Regions from separate parts of the Homo sapiens genome. Here region 2 is linked to region 1. A link is a loop called in an ENCODE intact Hi-C map of the cell type or tissue named here. Cell type or tissue: CD4-positive, alpha-beta T cell. All regions are shown on one strand. Each heading gives the region's core, and the rest is flanking DNA. Links, peaks and the distances in the headings are about the cores only.

Region 1 (5,394 bases), core at 198-5,197:
ACAGTTAAATAGAAGGATTAAATACAGTGTTTGATTGCAGAGTAGGGTGACTATAGTTAACAAAAATTTACTGTACTTTGACTTGATCACTCTGTCTTATATACATGCAAGAGCATTTCACAAGTACCCCATAAATCTGTACAAATAAAAAAGACACAAACATTTGCTCCAGTGAGGATAAAATATGATAAGACGAAAGGTCTTTCCTTAAATAACAGTGTGAGCTAACCAGAGATTATCAACTTGATCATCTTTTTTCCCTCTGATATAGACCAACAAATGATTAGTTGTTTGTTGTTATATGGAAGCATATTATAATCAAACAGATACCATTGTCTGAATTTGCTGGTTTGGCTAGTCTAGTAATATACAATAAAAAAAAAAAAGAACTACAACTAGAAATTAGAATTCTAGCATTTCAAAAATGCCTTTTACATGCATTATTTTATTTATGCATCACAAACCCTAAACATTAAAGAAAACAGACCTTTCCTACCTACCTTACACTACAGTAAGACACCAGGTGCTCACAGACACCAAGATTATTGTTTGAAGAAGTGTGTAAATATAAGCCTCCAGGACAGCTTATTCCTAGTTGGTTTTTATTTCAAGACATTATATGGGAGTTGGCAGTTATACATTATAGACATTTAATAAATATAAGTTCGATAAATAATATTATTAAGAATTTTTATTAATAATTATTATCAAAATTATTATTCTTAATAATAAATTTCTGATACTTGGTGCTACAATTTCATTCAAATCCAATATGCTTACATGAGGTCTGCCTATTTGAAAGGTTTTTCATCCACAATAATAATAATTAAAGAAACCCTCAAATCAAGTGCAATGAAGGGTTTCTTTCCATGGAAAAAATTCTTTAAACTACACTCTAAATTCCACAATAAAGAAATGTCTCATTTCAAAAATCAATATTAGATTCTTCTCACAACAACAAAAGTACATTAATATTATGGAAAGTGCTCTTCAGAACTATCAGATAGCAGAATCCTGGCATGTCATTGTTATTCTTTCTCCTTTGTCATCTTTAATGAGAAGTCCTTTTATATCACGATGTTATGTTTTAGAATATTGAAAACATATCAGACAATAGATAAAATATCATCTGGCTCTACAGTGAATCTTTTAGAATTTTTATTTTTAATGTGCTTAGATTCTGCATCTGTTAATTCCCAGTTGATTACTCAGAATTGTTTCTCCTGCCAAATACCAACTACCAAGTCTTTATTTTTATTTCTAAGTCCTGACGGTTCCTCTCCTAATAAACTAAGAATATGAAAACCTACAGAAGGAATTACAATTGCCCTACCTTACAGGATTGTGTCAAAGTTAATGAAATAATCAACTATTAAGTTCATTAATAGTTCATGACTTTCATAAGACAGGTATGACAATAAATGCAAAGTTTTACTCATCACACCAAAGTGTCATCATTTATGCTTTGTCAAAAATTAAAAATATGGCATAAAAACTTTCCTGAAATCAGCTGATTGTTCCTAAAAGAATGACTGTTGCTTTCATTTCTTGTACTGAAGTATATCCATTTACTATGACCTTTAATAATGGAGACTTTTTATTGGGTCACATAATATACTAGTATGTGTCATAATAGGCCCATTCTTGGCGCAGTGACTAGATGGAGCACATTTAGCTTGGCTACTGGACAGCCTTCATCAGCGACTCATGATGCTCATCTCTACAGCCCAGAGGACATTTAAAGAACTAAATAAAGATATAGAAGGCGGCCCCTTCTCTCATCAGTAAGCCTTACCATCTAAGGGACACTCTGGACATCGGAAGATTCCAAGTCGTCTCTTATGGTATAGAAATATTTGTAGAGAATTTTCGAAAGACGGATGATTTATTTCTGTCTTTCTCTCAAAACACCCCGGGGCCAGTACTTCATCACTATGTCTAGGCCTTGTATTGCCTAAAATAAGCATCCACTTACAAAATGGTGGTTTCTTCCTTTATTTGGAAAGGAAAATTCTCTGAAACAACTTACCAAAGGCTTCATCTTCAATGGGGCCATCTATTAGTGACATAGTTGGGAAAAGCCAATTAATGCAAGGATGGTGCATAACTGCAAATAAGCGCAATACAATATTATACAATACCTTGAATTACTCATTTCAATTGGCCACTTGAGGGCGCCAAAGCAGAAGCAATAAGAGTCCTTAGTCTTAGCACTTCAGAGAACTGCTTGCTTTCTCTACATTTCTGTTTACACAGATGGTCTTGCTTCAAACACCACTGCATGGTAAACAGTATCTTTAAAACTGGCAGATATGATAAGATGAATATTTTCTCATTCCTGCTTTTGGTTACTTCTAAACTGTGCAACAAAGCTAAGAGTTTGTGTTATCGCATGGAAACACATTCCTTTATTCTCAGCATGAATTTCGCATGAAACCAAGACTTCCATCCAAACACACTGAACATAATTTAATTCATTTTCTTTCATACTTCTTACTTCACCTTCAATTTTTTATGACTATTTCTTTCCCACTAGCATTTTTCTACTACTCTGACTCCATTGTACAATCAAGGATTTAAATTCCATTTGTTACATTAGTCTCAAAGCCATTTAAGTAACGACATAGCAGTCTGCTTGCTAGAATGCTATGGTGGATGCTTTAGTCTTCCTTCTTTTCAAGAGCCATGGTGCTTTGAAGCTTTAAGCTCTTATGTCTTTATGCTCTTTATGTCTTTATGATCTTTAAGTTCTTATGTCTCCATATTTTGATTATTTATTTACATATCTTTTCCTATTAAACTATGAGTTCTTTGAGTGCAAGAAATGGGCCTTAAATGTACCTTTCTGTCTTCTGTGTAAGCTCTCAATAATAGCTGGCTAAGTGAGAAAAGAAGAACATGATTCCTGATCTCAAGTAGAATTTAGTCTGATAGGGAACGTGAGTCAGGCACCTTGAAAAGTTAAATAATATTAAAGAAGTTAATACAATGTCAAAATATGAGTTGTCTACAGTGGTGTTGTCCAACAGAAACATAACTGAAAGTTTTCTAGTAGCTACATTAAAAAGGTAAAAGGTAACAAGTAAAAATAATTTTAATAGTATATTTATTTAATCAAGTATACCCAAAATATTATCATTTCAACATTTGACTGATATAAAATATTTATTATGATATACTTCACATTTTTTGTCTTTGAAATTCAGTATGTATATCTAGATAGATAGAAAGTTGATGGATGGATGGATAGATAGATAGACAGATGGATAGATAGATAGATAGGTTTTTTTGTTTGTTTGTTTGTTTGTTTGTTTTTGAGATGGAGTCTCCCTCTGTCACCCAGGCTGGAGTGCAGAGGCATGATCTCGACTCACTGCAACCTCCGTCTTCTGGATTCAAACAATTCTCCTGCCTCAGCATCCCAAGTAACTGGGATTACAGATGCCCACCACCACGCCCAGCTAATTTTTGTATTTTCGGTAGAGATGGGGTTTCACCATGTTGGCCAGGCTGGACTCAAACTCCTGAGCTCAAGTGATCCACCCTCCATGGCCTCCCAAAGTGCTAGGATTACAGGCATGAGCCACTGCACCCACCCTGAAATACAGTGTATATTTTACACTTAAAGGACAACTCAATTCAGACACAATATTTTCATCAGAAATACTTGATCTGTGCTGAGATTACTTACAATTTACAATTGAAAAGTAGATTCACATGCTCAAGTTGTTCCAAATACATTTTAAAACTTTTCCAATAATTTGAGTACCAAAACATTATTTTTGTTTAATATTCATATGCACATTGACAAAACTGGTTTGTTTTTTAAAAAGAATTGTTTAGACTTTGAAGCAAAATCATATACCTTTAAAACTATAGCTCCCCAAGTTAAGTAAACTCACTAACTGTTAAGTCAACCGGTTATTAACATTGAATTCAGACTATTGTGTAAATTAAAAATCAACTCCTAATCAATCAATATCAACAAAGCATTCTTCATGTTTTTCATGTAGTTTGTGCAGCCAATTTATATAAAACTGTCAATTACAATTAAAATCTTCTGAATACTGATTTATAAATATTTGTAAAATCTTTAGTATTGTTTAGAAGTATAAAAAGGTTTAATTTCAACAGAAGTTCTCATGCATGTCTACCTAATCACAAATATGCTTTTTCTTTCTATTGGAGCTTCAAATTTATATTATTCACATGTAGTGTGGTATCAGTGACAGAATATAAACCACATTGTCATTTCTTTTGTCTTTAATTATTAAATATATGGTAAACATTTATTAGTTTCAAGAAAATCTTGAATTGGAGTTAGCAGCACAGGAAATTTTGTAAAAAGTCTTCCATGACTTAATGCATGAGCTTTGGTCAAAGAACTTAAGATCATTAGAGTCCTAATCTCGTGTTTCTTTCAGCAGTCCTCTAAACTTGCAGTGATTCCTAGCATACACCCATATGTACTGAACAAGCATACCCATTAAATATTTCGAGGAGTCTGTCTGAAAAAACTGCATACATACTGTATGTATCATAGCACAGAATGAAAGAAGAAAGAAAAATTCTCGTTTTAAAATTCCAGTACACTAGAGCAGTTTCATCACAATAGAAATTATTTTTTTCATAATTAGCTTAAATTCTTCTTTGGAGATATGAAAGAATCAAAAATATCTATGCCGTGCAGTTGTGAAACCACACTTCTTCATATCTTTGGAAGTAAATCCTTTGAGACAAAAGGCACCCACATTGCTAATTGAACACTATCTCTTCTATTGCAAGACTCAACTAAAGTGAAAAGAAAGTGCTTTCAATTTTTCCAATTTGGATTCATTAGATCATTGATACGGTTAGAAGGGTCTTGTATTATGAAGCAACTGTTCGGTTAATTAAGTGTAGATATTTCACTTTTTATAAAATACCTTTTTAAGGCTTTTCTGCAAGATTGGAGAACAGAAGTTCCATATCTGACACAGTGACTCCTTTTACATTCCTTCATCTAAAAATGGCTTTCTTTTTCATACAAATATACAAGCCATTTAATAGCTGGCCCTAGTTACAAGGTCAGATTTACTTAAACATTATAATATTTTCATTGTGATGATTGGACTGTTCATCCTTATTTTTGCCAACTAATTTTTTTAATTCTTTTTTAACTTGTAACTGTTGAGAGGAAAGTTATTATTAAATTCACTGTGTATTTCCTGAAAATACATCTAAATATTATCCACTTTATTAACATAAAATCTTTTTTCACAACAGCTTTGAAAGCTTTTTAGGTTTTGCTCTGCCACAACAAATTGCAATTGCCATTCATCATTGGGACATATCTTCTTCCAATTTCTGTCTCTCACTCTTTCTCTCTCTTCCAGTCTTCTGGGCATAGTGCTA
Region 2 (5,394 bases), core at 294-5,293, 650 kb after region 1:
ACATAACATTTTTGAGATAAATAAATTGCCAGATATACTGTGTTTGCAAATCAGAAGGCTCAAGATTGTGAAAATGTCAATCTTTTCAAAATGACCTATTAATTTAATGTAATTCTAACCAAAATCTCAGTGCATTTTTTGTAGACATTTACACACTCTTTCAAAGATGTATATGGCAATGTAAAGGTTTTACAATAGCTAAAACACCTTTGAAAAAGAACTAAATGAAAGAACTCACAGCATCTAATTTTAGGGCTTATTGTAAATCTTCAGTAATCAAGATTGTGGAATTGGTGTCAAGACACACAATTAACCAATGAACAGAAAGGAGAATCCTGAAATAGACCCATAAATATATAGTCAATTAATGCTTGACACAAGCATTATGGTAAAGTCATAAGTCAAAGGGGAAATAATACAATCTTCTCAACAACTATTGCTGAAACTATTGGGTACCCTTATGCAAAAAAACAAAAACTTCAATCCTTATTTCATGCCACATATAAAAATTATTTGAGATGTATCATGACCTAAATGTAAGAGCTACAACTATCAAACTTCTAGAAGAAAACATCCGGAAAAAATATTTTTTACCTACGGCTTGGTAAGACATCTTTAAAATGACAAAAAAAAAAAAGCACAAATGCAAAAGGACCATTTAAAAAAATAAGTACATTAAAAAAAAAAAGAATTGGATTTCATTAAAGTTACACACTTTTGTTTCTCCAAGAACACTGTTAAGAAAATGAAAGAGGAAGCCAAGCCAATGAGAAGTATTTGGAAAACATATATCTAAAAATTATTTTTACCTAGAATGCATAAAGCCATGCTATAACCCAGCAATAAGAGAGACAACCTAGAAAAATAAACAAAAGATTTGTAAAAACTCTTCACCAAGTAAGAAACGCAGATGGTAGGTAATTAAACACATAAAAATATGCTCAGCATCATTAGTCTTTAGGGAAATGCAAATGCAAATCACAATAAGGTACGGCTGCACATCCACTAGAATGATTTAATTAACAAGGCTATTAATACCTGGTGTTAAATATTGAAGATGGAGCACCTGCAACTCTCATACATAACTGGTGAGGTGAGAAAATGGTACAATTACTTTGGAAACACGTTTGTCAGCTACTTAGACAGTTGTATACCCACAGTATGATCCAACTGTTCTACTCCTAGGTGTTTTTTCAAGAGAAACAAACCAAACCAACAACAACAAAAAACCCCCAAAACAAAAAATGTCATTTCCTCAAAAACCTAGGTGTAAATGTTTGTGGTGGCTTTTTTTTCATAATTGTTAGAAATTTAAAAATAACCCAAATATCCCTTGACCAGAGAATGAGTAAGTGAACTGTGGTACTTATAAAATAGAATAATAACAGAAACAAAAAAAGAATGAATAGGTCAGGCACGATGGCTCACGTCTGTAATCCCAGCAGTTTAGGAGGCCGAGGAGGGTGGATCAGCTGAGGTCAGGAGTTCGAGGCCAGCCTGGCCAACATGGTGAAATACCGTCTCTACTAAAAATACAAAAATTAGCCATGCATGGTGTTGCACACCTGTAATCCCAGCTACTCAGAAAGGTGAGGCAGGAGAATGGCTTGAACCTGGGAGGCAGGGGTTGCAGTGACCGGAAATGGGGTGATTGTACTTCAGCCTGGGTGACAGAGTGAGACTGCATCTCAAAAAAAAAAAAAAAAAAAAAAAGAATGAGTAATTGATACACACAATGTAGTTGAATGTCAACATGTATTAGGCTAAATGAAATAGCCAGACTCAAAGGACTGCATACCCTATGATCCTATTTATATGCCATTTTGGCAAGTGCAAAACTATATGAAGACAAAGAAGATTAGTGGTTGCCAGGATTTGAGGGCAGAGGGAAAGGTTAACTACAAAATTACACAGGGGAATTTTGGGGAATAATATAGTCCTTCCACATCCTGAGCTGGTGGTTACATAACTGTGTGTATCTTGCACAATTCACAGAACTTTGCTTTAAGAAAGCAAAGATTTTTACTGTATGTAATGTATACCTTAAAGAGATAATGAAAAATAGCCTATAAACCACATCTGGGTCATTTTGTATCTGAATTGATCAAATATGTAGTGATCCTTGGTCAATCAGTCATGGTTATGCATAAAAGACTAGTCTGATTATTATAGATAGCTATGCAGAAAGATTTTCTCTTGTTGGTCATATTGACAGGTCTTTTTCTTCTCTCTGAGATTTGTGCACTGGACAGAGTATAGATCGCTGGCTTAAATTAGGGCATGAAACAGGAAGCAGTCAGACTTCCTCTTCTCTTATAAAATTATAAAGGAAGAAGAGTTTCACTCTTGGGCACCTAATCCCAAGCAGGAGGTCTGGCCCTCCTCTGGTTGATTGTGGTACTACAATTTTATCTTTTTGCACAAAGTGGGAGAGGAGAATGAAGTAGGTGATGTTCTCCTTGAGACAGTCCTTTGCTCACCTATTTAGATTCTGGCAAAATCCTCCAACTGCACTGCTGCCCTGGCTGCCTTCTCTCACGCAATTCCTGGGCTATGGTTTTCTCTACTGTCACCCTTTTTTTTTTTTGAGACGGAGTTTCGCTCTGTGTAATGGCACAATGTCGACTCACTGCAACCTCTGCTTCCCGGGTTCAAGTGATTCTCCTGCCTCAGCCTCCCGAGTAGCTGGGATTACAGGCGTCTGCCACCACGCCCGGCTAATTTTTGTATTTTTAGTAAAGCCGGGGTTTCACCACGTTGGTCAGGCTGGTCCGGAACTCCTGACCTCAGGTGATCCGCCCGCCTCGGCCTCCCAAAGTATTGGGATTACAGGAGTGAGCCACTGCGCCTGGCCTACTCTCTTTCTTATGATCCCCACTTCATTCTGCAGAAGTTCCATCAAAATCTGAAATCTAGCCATGTGTATGTCTTCTTCTTAATACTTTTACAGCTTTGTTCTAAAGTGGCCTTCTTTATTCTTTCATTTTAATATTTGGGGAAGAAGTTTGCCCACTTGAAGCAGTATTTAGAACACATGTTTTTGTTTTTGTTTAAATCTTATTTTTCTTAAAAGTGGAGTCAGTTTATAAAAACTAATTTTAATATGCATGGTATATTTCTTTTTATTTTTATTCATAATATTCTCTTTTGTAAATAGCACGAAAGTGGAAATTTTCATCCCCAATAGTAAAACTAAACATGTAAGGTAATCTTTCAAATTGTGTATCTGGGTTCTCCAGAAGGACAGAACTAATAAGATATATGTATATATGAAAGTGAGTTTATTAAGGAGCATTGACTACACAAGGTGAAATCCCATGATAGATCATCTGCAAGCTGAGGAGCAAGAAAACCAGTAGTGGCTCAGTCCAAGTCCTAAAGCCTCAAAAGTAGGGAAGCTGACAGTGCAGTCTTTAGTATGTGGCTGAAGGCCTGAGAGCCCCCGACAAATCACTCATGTAAGTCCAGGAGTCCAAAGGTCGAAGAACCTGGAGTCTAATGTTCAAGGGCAGGAAGCATCCAGCAGGGGAGAAAGATGAAAGCCAGAAGACTCAGCAAGTCAACTTCTTCCACCTTCTTCTGCCTGCTTTTTCTAACTGTGCTGGTAGCTGATTGGATGGTGCCCATCCACATTGAGGGTCGGTCTTCCTCTCCCATTCCACTGACTCAAATGTTAATCTCCTCTGCAACACCCTCACAGACACACCCAGAAACAATACTTTGCATCCTTCAATTCAATCAAGTTGACACTTAATATTGACCATTACAAATTGTCTTTTCCCTTTTTATTACTTAATGTTTGCAAACTCATTACTTTCACCCTTTTAAATTTATGCAATTTATCTCTTTATACAACCTTCATGACCCATTTTTTCAAATTCCATGTATTCTTGCAAGTTCCTCTTTCTCTTAATTTTTAGATGTCTCTAGCTTGTTTCTTTTAAATGTTGTTTTTTTCATCTAATTTCTTTTTATTTTCTTAAATTTTTGTGGGTACACAGTAGGTGTATAGATTTATGGGGTACCTGAAATGTTTATACAGGCATGAAATGCAACATAAGCACATCATGGAAAATGGAGTTTCCATTCCCTCAAGCTTTTATCCTTTGAGTTACAATCCAATTACATTCTTTTATTTTAAAATGTACAATTAAGTTATTATTGACTGTAGTCACCCTATTATGCTATCAAATGGTAGGTCTTATTCATTTAAAAAAATTTTTTTTGCACCCATTATCCATCCCCACCTGCTCTCCAGCCCCCCACTACACTTCCCAACTTCTGGTAACTACCCTTTTACTTTCTATGTCCATGGGTTCAATTCGTTTGATTTTTAGATCCCACAAATAAGTGAGAACATGTGATGTTTGTCTTTCTGTGCCTGGCTTATTTCACTTAATGTAATAATCTCCAGTTCCATCCATGTCGTAGAAAATGACAGGATCTCATTCTTTTTATGGCTGAATAGTACTCCATTGTGTATATGCACCACATTTTCTTTATCCATTCATCTGTTGATGGACACTTAGGTTGCTTCCAATACTTAGCTATTGTGAACAGTGCTGCAAACAAACATAGGAGTACAGATATCTTTTCAATATGTTGATTTCCTTTCTTTTGGGTATATACCCAGCAGTGGGATTTCTGGATCATATGGTAGCTCAAGTTTTTGTTTTTTCAGGAACCTCAAAACTGTTCTCCATAGTGTTTGTACAAATTTATATTCTCACCAACAGTGTACAAGGGTTCTCTTTTCTCCACATCCTTGCCAGTATATTGCCTTTCTTTTGGATATAAGCCATTTTAACTGGGGCAAGATAATATCTCATTGTAGTTTTGATTTGCATTTCTCTGATAATCAGTGTTGGGCACCTTTTCATATGCCTGTTTGCCATTTGTATGTCTTCTTAGTCTGAGTTTCATAGTCTCAGTTTCATAGTCTGATGTCTTAGATTTAAGTCTTTAATCCATTTTGTTTCGATTTTTGTATACGGCAAGAGATAGGGGTCTAGTTTCATTCTTTTACATATGGATATCCAGCTTTCCCAGCCCCATTTATTAAAGAAACTGTCTTTTCCCGAGTGCATGTTCTTGGCAACTTCGTCAAAAATAAGTTTACTGTAAGTGTGTGGATTTGTTTCTGGATTCTCTATTCCGTTACATTTGTTATGTGTCTGTTTTTATGCCAGTACCATGCTGTTTTGGTTATTATCACTCTGCTCAGTGGTATAATTTGTAGCCAGGTAATGTGATCCTCCCAGTTTTGTTCTTTTTGCTTAGAATAGCTTTTTTTTTTTTTTTTTTTAAATTCTGGGCCATTTGTGGTTCCATATAAATTATAGAATTGTTTTTTGTTTTTCTATTTCTGTGAAGAATGTCATTGGTATTTTGATA

The links. Peaks named below come from ENCODE experiments on the same cell type or tissue, not always from the same donor. Only the 100,000 strongest peaks of a DNase experiment are listed, where the experiment ranks them.
Region 2: a loop joins it to region 1, with 6 times the contacts of the local background. A loop is called at or near these places in 5 of 110 quality-filtered maps.

What each region holds. Positions count from the first base shown.
Region 1 is chr6:152,861,888-152,867,281 of GRCh38, forward strand. The region is part of intron 1 of LINC02840 (long intergenic non-protein coding RNA 2840); the gene reads right to left. LOC124901439 (a long non-coding RNA gene) reads left to right here and starts at 1,693. Exons shown (of 2, transcript XR_007059821.1): 1 at 1,693-1,844. RefSeq lists an enhancer at 2,223-2,272. In CD4-positive, alpha-beta T cell, for the core only: CTCF peaks have their summits at 2,170 (motif pointing right) and 2,369; a DNase peak (open chromatin) is centred at 2,184.
Region 2 is chr6:153,509,931-153,515,324 of GRCh38, forward strand. No RefSeq gene overlaps it. Among named protein-coding and RNA genes, the nearest start is that of RGS17, 380 kb to the left of the region's middle. In CD4-positive, alpha-beta T cell, for the core only: CTCF peaks have their summits at 2,396 and 2,599; no DNase peak of the experiment used is centred there.